Regions from separate parts of the Homo sapiens genome. Here all the other regions are linked to region 1. Evidence: chromatin contacts called from ENCODE Hi-C or POLR2A ChIA-PET data. All regions are on one chromosome and are shown on one strand. Each heading gives the region's core, a stretch centred on a gene start or an enhancer-like site at or near the end of the contact. The rest is flanking DNA. Distances are from core to core; before and after follow the strand shown.

Region 1 (4,080 bases), core at 135-2,634:
GCCAAGGCGGTCGGATCACCTGAGGCCAGAAGTTCGAGACCAGCTTGGCCAACATGAAGAAACCCCGTCTCTAATAAAAATACAAAAATTAGTCGGGCTTGGTGGTGTGTGCCTGTAATCCCAGCTACTTGGGAGGCTGAGGCAGGAGAATCGCTTGAACCCGGGAGGCAGAGGCTGCAGTAAGCTGACATCGTGCCACTGTGCTCCAGCCTGGGCCACAGAGTGAGACTCTGTCTCAAAAAAAAAATTTTTTTTGGCTGTTTATTCAAATATCAGGACAATACTGAACCAAGTGTTGAAGCTTAGAGTTTAAGATGGACAATACTGAACTAAGTTTGAAGCTTAGCTAGTTCAGTACTGTTCTGTCATCTGAATAAACAGCTGTTTTTACTGAACCTAACAATACAAGGCTAATCCAAACGGTTTTGTATATACTTTAGAAATGTGAATAAATGTAAAAGAACTAATTTCCATTGTGCTTTACTATGGTGCACAACATCTGTGACTTGAATACTAATCGGAAAAAGAATGCCAATAATTATTATAAAGTCTACTAATTTTAAGAATGTGTTTCATCATAGTTTAGTAAGAATAGCAGAGATTGATATGACTGTTTTTGTATATGCATTCTGGGAACTCCCATAATTGAATACAACTTCAAAAGGGCTAAAGCCCAGTGACCTCAAAACGAGGTTCACAGAACAGTACATAATGATGAAACCTGAAGCAATAAAACACCAATGAACTGAAATGTAAACATTCATGCTGTTAGGACATGGCATTTTCATTTTTCATTTTGTTTTGGACTGTTACTGGGCTTTCCTCAGACACCTTCCTTTCATATATTAAACTCTGTCTTTCCAGAAAAGCTTCTGGAATTGTTTTTGTTTTTTGTTTTGGTCTCAAGGGCATTAGGGGAGAACCTAACAGGCTGGGGGCGAGCCCCACATAGTTCAGCACACCGTTCCCCGCGGCAACACGCTACTTCTGAACGCAGGAGCGACTCTCCGTCCGGGCTCCCTCCAGGAGAATGGAGGCAAATGTACATTCGAGGGTCTCAATACCTGGAATTCGAAACGTCTCAGTTCCTCCGCCTTAGTTCCTCTTTTCCCGGGTTCGGAGGCCACCTGTGCAGCAGGGCACACCTGCCACTCTCATCGCCCTCGGAGCCGGCAACCAGCCGACAGCCGGCTCCAGCCCCGGGGAACTGGAGGCTGCGCGGAAGGAAGGAGAGTCGGGAGCGCGGCCGCTCGCGGGCTGGCTCAGGGGACGCCGAGAGGAGGCGCCGGCGCGCGCGGGCGGGGTGCGCGCGCCGCCGCCGCCGCGTCACCAGCGTGCGGCACGTGCCCATGTTTACGTCCCTCGTGGAGCCGCCGACGTCAGCAGTCGAATGGCAACATTGTGGCGATGCTGAGGCGCAGAGTTTAGGAGACGGGTTCATCAGTCAGGCCGGCTCCGGGCTTTCTGCAGCAGCACCAGGGGCGGGGGCGGGGATCTTGACCTGGGCGAGCGACCGGGACGCATACAGCGCCGGCCTGACCCCGCGGGACCCGCGCCTCACCACCGGAGCGCCGCAGACGCAGCTCCACGGCCTCGCGCGGGGGGCGGCGGGCGGCCGCGAGGCGCTGCGGCAGCGCGGAGCTTGTAAACAGATCCGGCCGCAGGTGACCATGTGAACTACCTGCTCCCGGGACGCTTATTGTCCTTCTCTCGATCCGCGCCACAAAGGAGCTCGGCGGTCGGGGCGCGGAGGGACAGGCGAACGAGCCGGGAGAGCCGGCCGGCGCACTAAGATGGCTGAAGGCGCCCGGCGAGGGTGAGCGGGGGGCGCGGCGCAGCCAGCGGGGAGTCCTCGGGCGGGCCGGGCCGGCGGCCCTTCCCCGCGGCGAGAAGCCGGAGCCACCATGTCGTTCGCGCTGGAGGAGACGCTCGAGTCGGACTGGGTGGCTGTGCGGCCCCATGTGTTCGACGAGCGCGAGAAACACAAATTCGTCTTTATTGTGGCCTGGAACGAGATTGAGGGCAAGTTTGCCATAACCTGCCACAACCGGACGGCCCAGAGGCAGAGGAGCGGCTCCCGGGAGCAAGCGGGGGCGCGAGGGGGCGCCGAGGCCGGCGGAGCTGCGTCCGACGGGAGCCGCGGGCCCGGCAGCCCGGCGGGCAGGGGTCGGCCCGAGGCCACTGCCTCTGCAACTCTGGTTAGGAGCCCCGGGCCCCGGCGGAGCTCGGCCTGGGCGGAGGGCGGCTCTCCTCGGAGCACTCGCAGCCTTCTGGGGGACCCGCGGCTGCGGAGTCCTGGCAGCAAAGGGGCGGAGAGTCGTCTTAGGAGCCCAGTGCGGGCCAAACCCATCCCGGGTCAGAAAACATCTGAAGCCGACGATGCGGCGGGGGCAGCCGCTGCAGCAGCCCGGCCGGCGCCCAGAGAGGCCCAGGTGTCCTCTGTACGGATAGTGAGCGCCTCTGGGACGGTCTCCGAGGAGATAGAGGTGCTGGAAATGGTGAAGGAGGACGAGGCACCTCTGGCGCTCTCGGACGCGGAGCAGCCGCCGCCCGCCACCGAGCTGGAGTCTCCGGCCGAAGAGTGCAGCTGGGCCGGACTGTTTTCTTTCCAGGACCTGCGCGCCGTGCACCAGCAGCTGTGCTCGGTGAACTCGCAGTTGGAGCCGTGCCTGCCGGTGTTCCCCGAGGAACCTTCGGGCATGTGGACTGTGCTGTTTGGGGGCGCCCCCGAGATGACCGAGCAGGAAATCGACACTCTGTGTTACCAGCTCCAGGTCTACCTGGGCCACGGCCTGGACACCTGCGGCTGGAAGATCCTCTCCCAGGTGCTCTTCACCGAGACCGATGATCCCGAGGAGTATTACGAAAGCCTCAGCGAGCTGCGGCAGAAGGGCTACGAAGAAGTGCTTCAGCGGGCCAGGAAGCGCATCCAGGAGGTGAGTGAGTGAGCTCCTAGTCTGGGCTCTACTGGTCGCTTTTGGTTTACTGGCCAAACCAAAGGCTGGAGCCTCGGTGTCGGGTGTGCGCAGTAGGACGGTTGTTTTTCTGGACAAGCGGAAACCAAGAGGGGTTCCTGATCTACCTTGCCCTTCATCCCTCTCGGTGGCTGCTTAATTGACTCTCTGAAGGACCTTCGTCTTTATTTCCTCCCCCATTTATCAAAAGTAGTAAGTGCGCTCTGTGTACTACTCAGTACTGGTAATGCGCAATTAAAGCCACTAAGAAAAGTGTTCTGTAAGCATGGGCTACCTGAGCATTTTTCTACCCCTAAAGCTCTTCCAGCAATAACTGCCCAGATGTCAACTCTTCTTTGTCCTTGTCACCTTTATTTAAAATAGTTTGTCTTACGGAGCAAAGTTGATCTGTTTTGATTCTTCTTTGTGCAGTGTGGCAACCTACGCAAATTTTAAATTCATTTTTAAACGAGTGACCTAAGTGAAAAAGCACCTAGTGACTATCGGATGCAAATTTATTTTTAAAAGGTTTTTTAGAAGTGTTTTGTTTCTTTTTTTTTGGACTACCTCAGGTCTTTACAGATGGCTCAGGTTTCACTGCTGTTTTAGGTAGAAATAAAGATTCTGGGCAGGAATGTTCGTTGTATTTTTGTACTTACTGTAGAAGTACAAAAGCCTTTTCAAACTAATCCTTAAAATAACAAAAAAAAAGTGGAAGAAAGGGTCTGAATGGATATACATATGGGGCTCTAGAATGTGTAGGAAATGTGTAATTCATGCCTGCTCACTAGCTTCTGCTGAAGGAACTTTACTAAAAAAGTCTTTTAAAATAGACCCAGTTTTCCCTAATGGATACTACTACACGTAGTTTCTCAAAGCAAGTTACTGTTTTTACTATTAATGCAATTGAGATTGGTGGAGAAATGCACCCCCGCCCTCCGCGCCTTCTTTTTTTTTTTTTTTTTTGGAAGCAGTTTTGCTCCGTCTCCCAGGCTGGAGTACAGTGGCACCATCTGGGCTCACTGCAGCCTCCCCCTCCCGGGTTCAAGCGATTCTCCTGCCTCAGACTCCTGAGTAGCTGGGACTACAGGTGCGCGCCACCACGCCCGGCTAACACGTTAGCCCG
Region 2 (3,849 bases), core at 967-3,466, 1.4 Mb after region 1:
ACTATTTTTCCCTTTGGCATTATCCAATTTATATCCAATATTTAGTTTTAATCATTTGCAATTGTGTATGACATAGTAAAGATTCTGGGGAGGCCAAGATGGGCAGATCACGAGGTCAGGAGATCGAGACCATCCTGGCTAACACGGTGAAACCCCGTCTCTACTAAAAATACAAAAAATTAGCCAGGTGTGGTGGCAGGCGTCTGTAGTCCCAGCTACTCAGGAGGCTGAGGCAGAAGAATGGTGTGAACCCGGGAGGCGGAGCTTGCAGTGAGCGGAGATCGCGCCACTGCACTCCAGCCTGGGCGACAGAGCAAGACTCCCTCTTAAAAAAAAAAAAAAAAAAGATTCTGAGTCAAAGTGCTCAAGTTGAATGCATTTTGTCACCCACAAGACAAAACGTGTTAACCCCTTGTGGTTTACTTTATCTATAAAATAGAGATAACAATAGTTCCTGCTTCTAGGGTTGTTGTGGGAATTAAAGACTTAGAATAATGTTCAGCCTCTAATCAGTGCTGTCACAACTGTCTGATACAATTGTATTATATTTGTGTACTTTGTAGATTGATATTAAATCATACTTTTAAAAATAGGTGCTTAATGTTCCACTCAATTACCTTAAAACATGTTTAATTATGTCTCTATCCTACTCTTATAACACTTCTATAAAAACTTTTTACATATAGCGTCCACTTTTGGTTCAGTTTCTTAGGAAAATAACTTTGAGAGTCAGCTATCTGAACCAAAGAAACATTAACATTACCAGACTATATTGGGATTTTTGAGACTGGCTTTTATCAATTCTTTAGCTACGGGCTCTTGTCATCATCTCTACCAGTGACCTAAGTGTCAAACCCAAATGCCTTGTATCTGTCCCATTAAAGAGATGCAGCATCTGCTCCTTTCTTACTGTTTCCATTTCCTCTGCCATGCCTCCTCTTACAACCATAAATATCCAGGTCTCTTAGGTTTTAAACGGGGCATCTCTCAACCCCCACATTCTTTTCCTTGGTTATTCCCTTCCCTCCAACAGTTCAATTCACCTAGATCCCCACGCCTGAAATTATCCTAGATGTCCTAGAGGCGCCTCATCATTACAATGGTACATTATTCTCCACTCCTTTACATGTCACGCCAGCTTTCAAACTGAAAATCTGAGCGTTCATCCCTGGTGCATCACCTTTAAATTCGAGATCTCCAAAATCCAGGGTCATGTAACCTTAAAAAATTTTTACCCTCTCTTCTCCACTGCCCTTGTTCAGGCCTTATCTCTTCCAGCAGCTGTTCCAAAGGCCTACTCTGTTTTCCTTTCGGAGTGCTCACCTCCACCGAAGCCTCCACCCAGCTGCCAATTCTGCCCCATGCCTGATAATTTGCTCGTGCGTTGACATACATAAAATTTCTAAGACAAAAATTTTTTAATAATGGTAAATGAACCTTGGGAACTGCATACAGATCATACAGATCCATAATAAGAGAAAAGGTCCCAGATTAACACGGAAAACTTTCCATTTAACTAACATTTGCACTGGTAAACTTCATCAAGCAAGACCCTACTTAATCCCACATTACCTTCTACTGAAGAGGTTGTGGTCATTCTCTGGAAATATCTGAATTCATTCCTACAAGTTAGAGAAACAGCGTTACTCGAAACATTATCCCTTGGGCTCGAGCTCTAAGGCACCTGACAAACGGAGCGCTGTGGGTAGGGGTGAGGTGTTTTCTCCAGGGCTGGGACTTTGCCCTGGGCGAGGGCGCCGCAGGGCAAAGACCTCACCGGGCAGCAGAATCCGGGCAGAAATCAGCAACTGGGCCTCCCGCGCAGCAGAAAAGGGGAATCCAGTCGGGCCCACCCTTCCTGCCAGCGCAGACCGCAAGTCTGGCCCCATCCTCTCGCCGGGAGTCGGCCACCCCGACCGTGGGCAGCCTGCGCCCGTTTGGGTCCCATCGCCCCGGCCCGGCAGATACCTGAGCGGTGGCCAGGGCAGGTCCCCGTTCTTGCCGATGCCCATGTTCTGGGACACAGCGACGATGCAGTTTAGCGAACCAACCATGACAGCAGCGGGAGGACCTCCGAGCCCGCTCGTTACAGCAGAACGCGCGGTCAAGTTTGGCGCGAAATTGTGGCCGCCCCGCCCCCCTCGTCCCCATTTGTGCAGGCGAGGCCCCGCCCCCCCGCCCCGGCGCACGCAGGGTCGCGGCGTGCTCGCGCCCGCAGACGCCTGGGAACTGCGGCCGCGGGCTCGCGCTCCTCGCCAGGCCCTGCCGCCGGGCTGCCATCCTTGCCCTGCCATGTCTCGCCGGAAGCCTGCGTCGGGCGGCCTCGCTGCCTCCAGCTCAGCCCCTGCGAGGCAAGCGGTTTTGAGCCGATTCTTCCAGTCTACGGGAAGCCTGAAATCCACCTCCTCCTCCACAGGTGCAGCCGACCAGGTGGACCCTGGCGCTGCAGCGGCTGCAGCGGCCGCAGCGGCCGCAGCGCCCCCAGCGCCCCCAGCTCCCGCCTTCCCGCCCCAGCTGCCGCCGCACATAGTAGGTTCTGTCTGGGACTGGGCAGGGCCATCGGGGCTGGGGGGGCGGGGCTTGTGGGTAAGGCGGGCGGAGGCGGGGACCCTCCGCCCGATGATAGGGCTGGAGGAGGAAGGGGCGGGCTGAAGAAGGGGAAGGTGGGAAGAGCCCAGCCGGGGCTACAAATTGGGTGAAGCGCTGAGGTTTTAGTACTTCCGTTTGAGGAGATAGGCAAAGGTTATGCAGGTTTTTAATGGCAGGCCTGAGACAGGAACTCAGGTCTCCTGACTCCCATTCTGATGAGGGGGCTTGTGGGCAAGGGGTGCGTCTTTTAACCTCCATCCTTTTTTTTTTTCCTTGGTGGTCGAAGAGTTTTACTGATTTTTTAAAAAAGTGCTGGATTGGGTGACTAGAAGAAAGCTGCCCTTAGGTCTCCAGTTTTTAAGACTGCAACAGCATGGCTCAATATTTGAAATCACTACGGTTAAAAGCAGTCATATTGTGCAGTTCCCCAGTGAACTCTTTTTGTAGTTTAGATTATAAAGTCTGAAATACAGTTTGGGTGGATAAAGTTTCTTAGGATGGTATAGATGTGACTAATCATGGAGTCCTTCCTGTTGCCATCCTTCAACGCAATAAGTACGTTTGTTTGTTTTTAAACCAGAGATACTGCCACAGGAAAAGCCCAAGGGTGACCCCTCACTTGGGTCACCTGCACAGTATTTTTCAGATTGAGGCTGTGGAAGGGCATTGAAGACTGGTGTTTAGCCACCTACCGTGTTTTAATGTAGGTGGCAGCTTGGGTGCTTCAAAATCTTGTTCCTTTCGTATATATTTCTCCCTTAAAATGATTACTCCTCTTCTGTTTTTTTTGAGGACGAGCTACGTTTTCATGAATTCACCAAAATTTTGCACCCACCATTTAAAGGGTAGCTGGTGAAGGACTTATGTATGCTTTTGGCAAGTTTTCTGCCAAGAAAAAATTCATAATCTTGTCACATCTTTAGTGATGAACATAAACCTTTTAAACAGGAAACACTTAAATTGCAGTGAACATGTCAAAAATGATACTGTTCTTTTATTACCTATCTTTTCCCCTCTGTGCCTTTGCTACATAACTGTTTATTTCTTAGAGGTATTTTATTTAGCATATGTAAGTAGGGTGATTCAAGTTTTATAATTAGAGAAAGCTGAAGGCTCATTGAATCAAGACCGGTAGCAGCCTTGGTTTCAATTAATTCTAAACACGGCTTGAGTTGCTGAGGCTCCTGACTATCAGACTCTACCTTGTCTTTTATGGTGTTAAAAACAGTTCACCCATAGGGTTTTCCAGAGCTAAAAGTA
Region 3 (4,270 bases), core at 171-2,670, 1.3 Mb before region 1:
GAAGTTTCCCACAGGCTCACCACCATATTACGTATTCAAGGAAAATCAACAACTTTGAACTATACCAGAGAGAGTGGTTTTCTTGAATCTGTCATGTCCTATCTTTTTTGTTTTGTTTTGTTTTTGAGATGGAGTCTCGCTCTGCTGCCCAGGCTGGAGTGCAGTGGGGAGATCTCGGCTCACTGCGAAGTCCACCTCTCAGGTTCCAGTGATTCCCCTGTCTCAGCCTCCTGAGTAGCTGGGATTACAAGTGACCACCACTATGCCTAGCTGATTTGTGTATTTTTAGTAGAGACGGGGCCAGGCTGGTCTTGAACTCCCGATCTCAAGTGATCCACCCACCTCGGCCTCCCAAAGTGCTGGAATTACAGGCGTGAGCCGCTGCGCCGGGCCTCATGTCCTATCTTAATAGAATGGACAAGTCCAGGCTTCGAGTTTCCTCGGCTCTAACTGGAATATTACAGCCATTCTACAGGAAATCCAAAGCCCAGAATGACCCTTGGATCCAGAGAAGCAGCCAGAAATATACCATGTACAAACGTGAAATTTTTAAAAGCAGAAAACCAATTGAACATAAAGTAGGTTCCCAAATACATAGAAAATAAATGTAGACAGATAAAATATTGGAAAAAAATAAGGCATAACATTAATTATTTCTTAATTGTGAAAATAGCATGATTTGTTCCTCTTATCTTTCACATATTTCAGTACGTTTCAGCAATGAGTGGGTGTTATTTTCAAAATCATAAGAACATTTTGGTATAAAGATCTATTTTTATTTCAAAGAAGATTCTAAGAACTTTCACATGACGATGAATTCTTCAAAAACACAGTTTTCACAAGCCCTGTCACAGATCCTTCTGGAGACCCGCATACTTCTAGTGTTTGCCCTGACGAATGCCAGTTCTGTTCTTCAAGATTTGCTTGTCAGAAAATGAAGACACACAGAATGAGTTATTTCAGCAGGAAGTGTTCCAGGATTCTGGAAACAGATGATGCTTTCTTTCAGCCTGTTGTCATTCTTCTCCTTCACCAAGATATTGTCGTCATCACTCTGGGTTTAACTCAGCTTGACAGTAGCCACACTTCCATGTTGCTCTTCATCTCTTCCTTTGGTAAAAGTCTGCAAATTGAGGCTCAGCTAACAGCTATTTCATACTAATCAGACACTGGGTCTAAATTAGAACCAAGAAAAGGTCTATGGCAAGATAGGGTGAGGCCACAGCGACATTTTATGCTCTGGATCACCCCTCATGAATGCTTACTAGGCCATTTGCTCTCCTCTTTTACAGGCGAGAGGGTTGTGGCTCTCACTACCTATCATAAACTATGGCAGCGTAACCCTTCACTTGCTTTTCTTATTCACTTCCAGTTTGTGCTGCTGCTAAAATATTCTGCTTCTCAGCTGCCAGTATCGGCGTCTAAATCATCCCCAGTCCAAGGCGCCAGCTCTTCTGGTGCAGAAACCACAGACTCAGCAGCCAGGATGTCATCAGCATACTCGAGATTACATCATCTCCTTCTGCCAACCTTAATACCACTATGGTAACCATCAACAGCAATACCCATGATTATTTCAGTAGAAATATTGAACAGATGTGACAGCCTTGTCAAACTCCTTTGCTGGTGTCCAACCACTCTGTTATACCTTTTGCAATTCTAAAATCTCTCTTCTGGCCATAATAGAGACAGCACATGCTGACCTCCCGCTAGGGAAACTGCTCCCATAGCGTCAGTTGGCATATCAAAGACTAACTACGAACACCACCTTATATACACAGTGCTTTACAGCCTGCTAATCATTTTTGCAGACATTCTCCTTTTTGACTCTCAAGCCAGCTGAGACAGCTGTGGTATAAGTTGAAAGGGCACTGGAGTTTCTGTCAGGAGTTTTGACTTTCTTGGTTGCTTACTACCTTTGAAATCTTGAGCAAATCACTCTGAGCTTGTTTTTTGTCAGTAAAATACTTCTTGTTCTCAACCTAACTTGAAAAACAAATGAGGTGGTACATTTAAAAATAATAAATTATGAAGATAGTTACTCAAACTAATACTTGTACATGAATGTTTCTATCAGCACTATTCACAATAGCCAAAAGGTGAAAACACCAAAATCTCTAGCAACAGACGAATGGATAAACAAAATGTGGTATATCCAGACAATAGGATATTTGTCAACCATAAAGAGGAATGGGCCAGGCGCAGTGGCTCATGCCTGTAATTTCAGCATTTTGGGAGGCTGAGACTGGCAGATGATTTGCGGTTAGGAGTTCAAGACTAGCTTGGCCAACATGGTGAAACCCTGTCTCTGCTAAAAAATATAAACATTAGCTGGGTGAGGTGGTGGCGTGCACCTGCAATCCCAGCTACTTGGAGGCTGAGGCAGGAGAGTTGCTTGAACCTGAAAGGTGGAGGTTGCAGTGAGCCGAGATTGTGCCACTGCACTCCAGCCTGGGCAACAAAGTGAGACTCCGTCTCAGAAAAAAGAGGAACAAAGTATTGAAACATGCTACAGTGTGGCTGAACCCAGAAAACATTATGCTAAGTGAAAGAAGCAAGACACACAAGATCACATATTATATGATCCCATTTATATGAAATACTCAAAGTAGGTCAATCCATAGAGGCAGAAAGCAGATTGGTGGTAGCCAGAGGCTAGGAAGAAGCAGGAAGAGGGGGTGACTGCTTAGTACAGGGTTTTCTTTTGGGGTGATAAAAATGTTTTGGAACTAGATAGAGGTGGCTCTTGCCCAACATTGTAAGTGTACTAAATGCCACTGAATTGTACACTTCAAAGTGGTAAATTTTGTTATATGAATTTTACCTTAATGAAAAATAATAATAAATTATAAAGCACATGAAAATCTAATTAGCATTTCTCAGGGGAAAAACAGCCTCAGGAAGATTAAGTGACTTATGAAAGAACAGAAACTTTCAAAACGAAACAAAGAAGTTCATTCTGAGGGGAGAATGCCGGTCTTTTGACAGGCCAGGAAGGGCTTCTATCCTGCTCTGGGTAGGAATAGAAGTCTAAGCTCTTAAGATGTCACCATTCTCAGCTCTGAAATTTTGTTCTGACTCCCGTATCTCTTGCAAAACCCAATCCCCATAGCACTGTTTCCAGCCTCTTCTACTTATCAGTTCACAGCAAAAGGAAGACAAAATGATCATTTAGAATAAGGAGGTAAAGGGTCATTGGGAGACCAGAGAACTTCTCTCTTTATCTTGTCTAAAGAAAAAGAAGGTTCCTGAATACTGAGTGATAAATTGAGAAGATAGAAAGCTTTGTTAGAATAGAAGGGAATGAAATTAAAAAAAAAAAAAAAAAGAAATGAAAGCTTTGTTAGAGATGCATATCCCTCCCCAGTTCAACCGAAGCAGAATCTGCATTTTACCAAGATTCTCAGGTAATCCGTGTGCTCAGGAAAAGTTTGAGACACAGTGCTCCGGGCCACTAGACATGTAACAGAGTCTCTCCATAATGAAAATGAGGGTGTCGGAGATGTAAACAGTAAGTCATGTTGGACCTCTTAGGCCATTTGTTCTGAGTAGAATGTTAATTTCCATCATCTTTACCAACATCTCTGAAAAGCTTGTGAACGGTGGAGAAAGCACATGGGCTGTTCACCCAGTTACAACAAACTGCAGATATTCTTAGCCTCCATTATTCTGTACCCTGAAAACCATGATGTCACCTCTCCAGTTTCTAGTAATCTCTCTAGTTCACAGGTAAATGTCCAGCAAGGCATTATTAAATTACTAAACATCACAGCTACTGGAATCTTTAGGAGTCATCTGGCCAGCGTTCCCAAATGCTATTCCACGGATCAGTTCTGAGCTAGCTACATCAAAATCACCTGGGGTGCATTTCAAAAGCAGATCCCTAGGGTGTAGAATCTTCTCATTAAGTCTGGAAAGAAGCCATGAAATATGTTTTTAAAAAGCTCTCCAGGTGATTCTAATGCACAAATTTGGACACAATCTGTCTAGCTCTGCTCATGCATCCACAGCCACAGCCCAAATACCTTCAGAAACAGAACTTTCATTGCAGAGAGCTAATTGTCAGAAAGCTCTTTCCAACACATTGCGTCAATACCTGCCTCTATAATTTCTACCTTTTGTTCTGTCCTTTTGAGCCATACAAAATCATGTGAGTGTGTTTTTGATGTAGAATCTCTCTTTCACATGATACGACAGCTTTTCAAATGTCTGGTTCCACACACTGTGTCCATATGTCTTCTCTAATAATACTTTTTGCCTTGAAGTCTAT
Region 4 (4,153 bases), core at 552-3,051, 1.3 Mb after region 1:
TGCACAACGGGAGAAAATATTGCAAATATTTGCAAATTACCTGTTAAGGGACTTGTATTGAGACTATATAAAGAATTCTCACAATTGAAATGAGCACAGGATTTGAGAAGACATTTCTCCAAAGGAAATATATAAATGACCGATAGCACCTGAAAATATGCTCAATATTATTAGTAGGGAACTACAAATCAAGATAATGAGGTAGTACTTCATATCTACTAGGATGGCTATAATTTAAAAAACATAACAACAAGTACTGACTGGTAAGGATGTGGGGAAATTGGAATCTTCATACATTGCTGGTGGGAATGAAAGATGGTACAGCTGATTTGCAAAACTGGCAGTTCCTCACACAGTTAAACAGTTACTATATGAACAAGTAGTTCCACTCCTAGGTATGTACACAGATATGCACACAGGAATGTATTCATATACGTCCACACAAAACTTGTCCATGAATGTTCACAGCAGCAGCATTCATAAAAGACAAAATGTAGAAACAACCCGAATGTCCTTCAGCTGTTGAATGGACACACATAAAATGTGGTATTTACAAACTGGAATTTATTCCAGCATAAGAAGGAAGGAAGTACTGATACATGCTAAAACATGGGTGAATTTTGAAAACATGCTAAGTGAAAGAAGCCAGTTACAAAGATCATACATACAGTCTGTGATTCTATTTACATGAAATTCCAGAATAGGCAAATTCATGAGACAGAAAGTAGATGAGTTGTTGCCTGGGGGTAGGAAGGGGGTAAATGGAGAGTGATTGCTTTGGAGTGATGAAAAATATTTTATCTGAAAGGCTGGGCAAGAATAACTCCCCTTTGTATTACGTGTCAGGTGATGTTAGTTATCCTAACTCTACCACTGGCAGATTGAGTTTTTTGGTCACAGAAGCTGAAAATGGCAGAGCTTTGTTGTTAATTCTGATCACTAGTTTGGCTTCAAAAAGTAATGAGTTAAGGAGGGCTAGAAAGACAGTGGATGGGAGGACCCAGTTGCTGAGAGCGTTTTCTGAGTGAACACTGGTAGAGAGACAGAAGGGGAGAGAAAACTTCAAGTTATCAGCTCGGTAACTTTGTACAAAAACTTATTTATTTATTTATTTATTTATTTGACAGTCTAGCTCTATCGCACAGACCGGAGCGCAGTGGAGCGATCTCGGCTCTCTGCAACCTCCACCTCTCCGGTTCAAGCCATTCTTGTGCCTCAGCCTCCCGAGTAGCTGGGATTACAGGCGCGCGCCACCACGCCAGGATAATTTTTTAAATTTTCAGTAAGGACGGGTTTTAACCATGTTGGCCAGGATGGTCTCGAATTCCTGACCTCAAGTGATCCGCCCACCTCGACCTCCCAAAGTGCTGGGAGTACAGGCCTGAGCCACCGTGCCCGGCCAGAAACACTGATTTTTATCAGTAATGATTCCACACCCTTTTAGGATATTACTAACATTTAAAAGAAAATATACCCAACTGTTGAAATTCGTGCTCCACTCCAGCAACTGCTTTCAATCGGAGTTCCATCCTCCGCCGCAGTATGCCCTAACGCAGCGTTATCTTCAGAGCTACCACCAGCTTCCGAAACCTTTCGGAGGAGCGCTTCGCCACCACCTGCACGGCGAAGCGGCGCGTAAACGAACCTCGAACGCCAGCCTTTGCGCCTGCGTGCCGCGGCTCCGTTTGGTTCCGCTTCGCTGGCGCCCGCCGGGCTCTTCCCCCGCCGAGGCCTGTGGTTTGTGGAGTCGAATTTCCCTGCCACCAGTGCCCGGTTAGCAGGGGCGCCAGCCTGGGCGCCTGCGCGGACGGCGGGCGTCGTCACCATGGCAGCATCCGCTGGAGGCCCAGGTAAGCGCCGAGCGCGCGGCCTCTGCCTGGAGGTGGGGCGCTTTGAGAGGCTCCGCCGGCCGTACCCTCCCTTTGCGGGCTCCCGCGGTCTTCCTTGCTAGGGACCTGGGAGCGCGCCGCGCAGAACCGGGCGGCTGGGCTTGGAGCCCGCTCTGCACTCGGGGCGCGCCCGCGATCGCCTGGCAAGGACCTTGGTTTGCCGGGTGGGCTCTAAGGGACAGGCGTTAGGGGAGGTCGAGAATGGCAGGGTCAGTGTCTTTTGAGGTCTGGGTTGGAAAGAAAGGAATGTGACGTTTCCCTAATCCTTAATTTCAGCCGACCGTATGGGGGCGGTCTGGGTCAGTAGGTTCCTCTTTGAAAGCTGGGGGAGGTTTGGGAATGCGGACTGGGCCGGGCCCGGCATAGTCCCGCTGCTGAGCGCGCTGCCTGGAAAGCTGGCAGAGTGTGCGGCTCGCTTGATTCCCCTTGGAATCAGGTGCTTCAACTCGCGGGACAGCAGTTCCGCTCTTGAAGGTTACAGTATCTTTTCTGTAAACTTAAGTAGTGGCATGAGACAACGTCAGTGACGCGTTCTTTCTTCAGTTTAGATTTTTTTCCCTAATTGTAAAAATAATACACGCTTTCACCATTCTGACTAGCAGGCTGTATAAATACAGGTTCTCTTCTGAATCGATGCACAGTTTACAGAATCTTGGAATAAAATGTGTGTGTAAGCGAAAAATGTCCAGGTCCTGATAAATGCCATTATAGAACATTTATAAAGTATATTAGTATAGGGAAATAGGAAAAAAAAATCCCCCAAATGCTGATACCCACAGGCACCACTACTAACTTTTTGGTATTTTCTAACAACCCTGACTCTTAAAAATAGAGTTAAGGTCATGGTAAACATAATTTTTAAAATCCTGCATCTTATACTATCCCATGTCACCAAGGTTTTTATAAACATAATTTTGAATGACTGAAGTGTTTTATACAATTATATTGTATACAATTATATTGTAATTAACCAGTCTCCTAATGTTGAACGTTAATCAGTCGTTTCCTGTTTTGTTTTGTTTTGTTAGAATTCATTCTGTAATGAACATTTTTGCATTGTTCTTCCTCAGTTATGTTTTTGGTTTGTTTTTATCCTGGACACGATTCTTGTAACTGAAATTACTGGATCAAAGGATGTGAACTTTTTTCTCTCTCTCTTTTTTAAGATCTGTGCTAAACCTCCGTAGAACATTTTTTCAGACCAGAGTTTTCCTTTTTTAACCCTTGTGCTCTTCTCAGTATAAATCCTTTTAATGCCTAGTTTTCCTAAGAATCCAAACAAATCTGGGACAAAGCTCACACTCAAGACTTACACCATTCTCACTCACAGGCTGTATAAATCCAGATTCTCTTCTGAATCGATGCAAGGTTTACAAAATCTTGGAATAAAATGTGTGCACAAGTGAAAAATGTCCAATTGCTGACAAATGCCATTTTTTAAAAAACAAATTTTTGGGCCGGGCGCGGTGACTCACGCCCGTAATCCCAGCACTTTGGGAGGCCGAGGTGGGCGGATCACGAGGTCAGGAGATCAAGACCATCCTGGCTAACACAGTGAAACCTCGTCTCTACTAAAAATCCAAAATAATTAGCCGGGCGTGGTGGCGGCGCCTGTAGTCTCAACTACTAAGGAGGCTGAGGCAGCAGAATGGCGTGAACCCGGGAGGCGGAGCTTGCGGTGAGCCAAGATTGCGCCACTGCACTCCAGCCTGAGCAACAGAGAGAAACTGTCTCAAAACAAAAACAAAAACAAAAATTTCTTCTCATTACCGAGTTATTGATAAAACTAATTCTTAACCAGATTCTTCCGTTATATGTCATTTTTCCCCCTTACACACACACACACACACACACACACACACACATTCTCAACATAAAAAAGTTCAAAAGGCACAATAGGATGTATAGTGAAAAGTTCCGTCCTGGCCGGGCGTGGTGGTTTACGCCTGTAATCTGAACACTTTGAAAGGCAGGAGGATCGCTTGAGCCCTGGAGTTTGGATCAGCCTGGGCAACACAGGGAGGCCTTATCTCTCCAAAAGAAAACAAATAAATTAGCCAGGTATGGTGGTGGCACATACCTGTGGACCCAGCCACTCAGGAGGAGACTGAGGCGGGAGAATCGCTTAAGCCGGAGAGGCTGCAGTGAACCAAGAACATGCCAGCCTGGGCAACAGAGCCAGAGCCTTAAAAAAATTAATAAATTCTTCAAAATCCTTACTGATGTACAATTTGCATACTATTAATATACAACTTATTTAAAGA
Region 5 (3,912 bases), core at 334-2,833, 1.7 Mb before region 1:
AAGCAAATAACATGATTAACCAAAGAACCAGGTTAAAACAGAATTATCCAAAATGTCGTATATACCATATATGGCTATTCAATAATCCACAATCTCAAGGATTTAGGATTAATCTGAAATAAGAAATTTTTAAAAACAGACAATACCGTCAACTGCAAAGACATGCGGAAGTTAAAATTGAGAAGACTGCCTACTCTCAACAATCCAATTTCTTACTTTTAACAATCTAAACAAATACTTCTTATGAGAAATAAAATGCAATTCACAAATTCTGTTCTTGTCAGGCCTCTGAGCCCAAGCTAAGCCATCGCATCCCCGGTGACTTGCACATATACGCCCAGATGGCCTGAAATAACTGAAGAATCACAAAAGAAGTGAAAATGCCCTGCCCCGCCTTAACTGATGACATTCCACCACAAAAGTGAAAATGGCCGGTCCTCGCCTTAAGTGATGACATTACCTTGTAAAAGTCCTTTTCCTGGCTCATCCTGGCTCAAAAAGCTCCCCTGAGCACCTTGCCCCACTCCTGCCCGCCAGAGAACAACTCCCCTTTGACTGTAATTTTCCTTTACCTACCCAAATCCTATAAAACGGCCCCACCCCTATCTCCCTTCGCTGACTCTCTTTTCGGACTCAGCCCGCCTGCACCCAGGTGATTAAAAGCTTTTATTGCTCACACAAAGCCTGTTTGGTGGTCTCTTCACACGGACGCGCATGAAAGTTCTTGTGTGGCATACGAAATAAATTTGGGACCTCAAAATTTCCAAGACTGCAAAAATTATTTTATTCACATTTCAAATGTAAATTTCATTACACACGGTCTATTCAATTATTCGGGCCCATGAAGAAAGTGTGACTATGAAACCAAAAACAGCAGTTAATTAGAAAATCATGTTCTTGACCTTGAAGCAGATTACTTTTTAAAAATAATTATATCCTTTTTCGGTTGTTGGATAAGTAAATTAATTTTATATTCCCTGACCAAGTATCAGTAGACGCCAGGAAGAGACACCAATTCAAATAAACCAAAAGTGGAAAGCTGCGGTCACAACTCGTTCGTTTCTAGCTAAATCGTATACTTTTTAAGTGGAAATGAAGATAGTTTCGGTAGCCAGAAGCCCTAAGTTGTCACAGGTCCCAATAGGACTGCTGACCAGCTGAGCGTCCCTGAGCCAGGATCTCACGATTCAGCTAGCCGTGGGACGGGGCCGGGGGTCTGCAGCTCCAGGGTGCGCCTGGGGTCCCGCCGGGTCTGAGGAGCTCCGGCTCCCGCGCCCTCCGCCCCCACCGTCGTGAGAACAGCGCGTGGCACGAGCTCAGCAGCCAGCCCCGCCTCCGCCCGGGTCCCCGCGGTCGGAACCCAGGAAGGCCGAACCGGAACGAAGCCGCCCCTCCAGCAAGCTCGACGGACGCAGAGCAGACCCACCCGGGGTTTACCTCGGCCAGTCCCTGCGGTTCTCGGCCTCCCCCGATCAGCCATCGCAACATCCGGGCAGCGGCGGCGTCTTGCCCGGTCCAGCCCCAGTCAGCCCAAACTCCGCCCCAGGCTCGGCCTCCTCCTTCCTCCCCGGCTGCAGCGCAACTGAGACGCTAATACTTCCCGCCCCAGATCAGCCCACGGGCCGAAGGAATGCAGACCACAGTTGAGGGAGAATTTTTGTCCCCAAAGCGCTCCCGTACCCAGCCACGGAGGCTTAGTTTGGGCAGTCGCTTGGGGTGCGGCGGCCGACGGCGGGGGCGGCTGCGGCGATTGCGGGGCGCGCGCTGCTCCGAGTGAGCACGCGCGGGAGCGCCGCCGGGTAGCGCACGGAGCTTAGGTAGCTCGAGCGGCCCCTGGTGGACGCGCGCGGAGCAGCAACCCGACCCCGGCGAGCAAGCGCGCACGAAGAATAATGCCCCTCCCTGTGACATGGCTTTAGTATCCTCCACTTCCTAGGGTACCAGGAAATCTCCCCTGCTTTCCCAAGAGCTTGCTGAAGAAGGTGTACCGCAGTAGACTTCTGCATCCAGACAAATCCAGTGGCTCATGTGTACAGCCGAATAAATCCGGCCAACATTTACTGTGTGCTATAGTACAGCTACTGTGCTAAGGCTTTACATAAATCCTCATGGTAAACCTATATCCTCTATTTTACACATCAAGAAACTAAAGCTCTGAATGATTAGGTAATTTGTCTAAAGATAACAGCTAGGAAGTGGCTACATTGGTAGTGTTCTTGACCGTATGCTATATTAACATAGAATCTCCCTAAAGAATAGAAGGCAGTTCATATACCTTTTTTTGACTACTACATTTTCTTAGGTAGTCAAAGGGCTGTGGTTATCTATGCTGACTGCATATCAGAATTACCTGGGTAGCTTTTGAAAATGTAGATTCCTGGCTTCCACCTCAGACTCATTAAAATAATCTTTGTGGTTGGGACGTAGGAATCGGGGTTTTGGGAAGGCTCCTCAGGTGATTCTGATGAGTAGCAAGGTCTGAAAATCACTGGTCTAGGAACTACTTATACATATCATGTTTGCAAAAGTATAAATATATATATTTGCATATGTATTAGGTTCAAATAATCCTCCTAGCAGTAAATTGTTGTAGGGAATCTACAAATGTCCCAACTAATGCATTAATTCAGCAAACATGTATTGGACACAGATGCACTAGAGAAGCAGAAAGGAATCACATAAAATGCTGCTCTGGAGGGACAAGGCATAATGTCCCAGTCACCAATAAGAGAGAGCCATACATCCCACTTTAAGCTAAGTTGGTTGTGAGCAGCTACACAAACTTACAGTCCCTCTGGAACTCGGATCTCCTATAATTCATCTTTGTATTCCTTTTGAGTGCACTCGGCAAGAACACACTCCCAAGGATCAGGAGCATGTTGCCTTCTGTGTGCTAGCCCCAAATTGCAGTCTGCATACAGTTGAAGACAGACCAAAACAGAGACTATCCCCTGGGAAAGAGGGACTTATCTTTAAGTAAAACAAAACTCAGAGACATCAGGAGTTCAGTTCTGGAAGGAATATCTTCACGTGAGACAATGTGGTTGCCCAAATAGCCTACATTTTATTCTTCTGATTATCCACATTCTTTAGGGTTTGCCCCATGCTCTTTAGGGTTTGCCCAATGCCACATTACTCTGATGTAAGGGACATTCTGCTGATGCTTTAAAGCACTGGTCCAGGGTTGAACACTTCCTCCCTTGGTTCCTCTTAGGACAGCTAAGAAAGAATTTTTTACAAGATTAGTATATTATTGGGCACACAATGTATAAAGATGTAATTTGTGGCATCAATAGAAAGGGTGGGGGTGGAGCAATATAGGAGCAGAGTCTTTGTATGCTATTGAAGTTACGTTGGTATAAATTAAAATGAGATTGTTATAACGTTAGGATGTTAAATGTAATTCTCATGGTAAACACAAAAATACCTGTAAAATATACATAAATGGAAATGATCAGGGAATCAAAACATTTACTACAAAAAATAAGCTAAATACAAAAGATGGCAGTAATAGAGAAAATGAGGTACAAAAAAACTATAAGGCATATAGAAAACAAATAGAAAAATAGAAATTCCTCTTTATCAGTAATTACTTTAAATATAAATAGATTAAACTGTCCAAAGAAAAGGCAGATTGACAAAAAAAAACCAAACTCTAGAATCCAACTATATGCTGTCTATGAAAGACTGACTTTAGATCAAAGACACAAATAGATCAAAAGGGAAAGAATAGAAAAAGATATTCCATGCAAATAGTAACCAAAAGAGAACTGGAGTGGCTGTACTAACAGCTGACAAAATAGACTTTAAATCAAAAAAGTTTTCAAAGACAGAAACATTATGTTATATATTAATAAAATAGTCAATATAGCAAGAAGATAAAACAATTACAAATATTTACACACCTAATAA

What was found. A loop is a pair of places that touch in the nucleus more often than their neighbours do. ChIA-PET counts read pairs that join two places held with the same protein, here RNA polymerase II (POLR2A). Pooled maps may share reads with other maps.
Region 2: a map of CD8-positive, alpha-beta T cell shows a loop between it and region 1 (14-fold over the local background). The contact joins the promoter of MSH3 here to the promoter of JMY in region 1. A Hi-C loop is called at or near these places in 4 of 168 maps with a recorded cell type or tissue (CD4-positive, alpha-beta T cell, CD4-positive, alpha-beta memory T cell, CD8-positive, alpha-beta T cell and 1 more), 2 of 37 single-sample maps with no recorded cell type and 15 of 50 pooled maps. POLR2A ChIA-PET finds 5 or more read pairs at or near these places in 1 of 52 experiments (GM12878).
Region 3: a loop to region 1 is called in a map with no recorded cell type, with 8 times the contacts of the local background. The contact joins the enhancer-like site here to the promoter of JMY in region 1. A Hi-C loop is called at or near these places in 1 of 37 single-sample maps with no recorded cell type and 2 of 50 pooled maps. POLR2A ChIA-PET finds 5 or more read pairs at or near these places in 1 of 52 experiments (OCI-LY7).
Region 4: a loop to region 1 is called in a map of CD4-positive, alpha-beta T cell, with 5 times the contacts of the local background. The contact joins the promoter of FAM151B here to the promoter of JMY in region 1. A Hi-C loop is called at or near these places in 2 of 168 maps with a recorded cell type or tissue (CD4-positive, alpha-beta T cell and naive thymus-derived CD4-positive, alpha-beta T cell) and 5 of 50 pooled maps.
Region 5: a loop to region 1 is called in a map of transverse colon, with 18 times the contacts of the local background. The contact joins the promoter of WDR41 here to the promoter of JMY in region 1. A Hi-C loop is called at or near these places in 4 of 168 maps with a recorded cell type or tissue (B cell, CD4-positive, alpha-beta T cell, CD8-positive, alpha-beta T cell and 1 more), 2 of 37 single-sample maps with no recorded cell type and 17 of 50 pooled maps. POLR2A ChIA-PET finds 5 or more read pairs at or near these places in 1 of 52 experiments (CD4-positive, alpha-beta T cell).

The regions. Positions count from the first base shown.
Region 1 is chr5:79,234,747-79,238,826 of GRCh38, forward strand. It overlaps JMY (junction mediating and regulatory protein, p53 cofactor), which reads left to right and starts at 1,385. Exons shown (of 11, transcript NM_152405.5): 1 at 1,385-2,936. The coding sequence starts at 1,905. It overlaps LOC124901011 (a long non-coding RNA gene), which reads right to left and starts at 1,277. Exons shown (of 2, transcript XR_007058836.1): 1 at 1,065-1,277. RefSeq lists silencers at 1,287-1,336, 1,377-1,426, 1,457-1,896, 2,067-2,336, 2,620-2,914 and enhancers at 1,839-2,475, 2,527-2,946.
Region 2 is chr5:80,652,436-80,656,284 of GRCh38, forward strand. MSH3 (mutS homolog 3) reads left to right here and starts at 2,217. Exons shown (of 24, transcript NM_002439.5): 1 at 2,217-2,529. The coding sequence starts at 2,293. It overlaps DHFR (dihydrofolate reductase), which reads right to left and starts at 2,548. Exons shown (of 6, transcript NM_000791.4): 1 at 1,969-2,548; 2 at 1,573-1,622. The coding sequence starts at 2,054. RefSeq lists a silencer at 2,043-2,652 and an enhancer at 2,070-2,838.
Region 3 is chr5:77,934,736-77,939,005 of GRCh38, forward strand. The region is part of intron 1 of LOC101929154 (a long non-coding RNA gene); the gene reads left to right. Among named protein-coding and RNA genes, the nearest start is that of TBCA, 160 kb to the left of the region's middle. RefSeq lists silencers at 298-472, 2,393-2,562. Within about 2 kb of position 1,421, at least 3 of the 41 ENCODE cell types and tissues checked have a DNase peak (open chromatin) inside an H3K27ac peak, as active enhancers do.
Region 4 is chr5:80,486,299-80,490,451 of GRCh38, forward strand. It overlaps FAM151B (family with sequence similarity 151 member B), which reads left to right and starts at 1,802. Exons shown (of 6, transcript NM_205548.3): 1 at 1,802-1,850. The coding sequence starts at 1,826. FAM151B-DT (FAM151B divergent transcript) reads right to left here and starts at 1,648. Exons shown (of 3, transcript NR_172938.1): 1 at 1,480-1,648. RefSeq lists enhancers at 1,406-1,907, 1,908-2,407 and a silencer at 2,072-2,366.
Region 5 is chr5:77,490,733-77,494,644 of GRCh38, forward strand. WDR41 (WD repeat domain 41) reads right to left here and starts at 1,584. Exons shown (of 13, transcript NM_018268.4): 1 at 1,438-1,584. The coding sequence starts at 1,488. RefSeq lists an enhancer at 1,046-1,969 and silencers at 1,090-1,309, 1,750-1,889.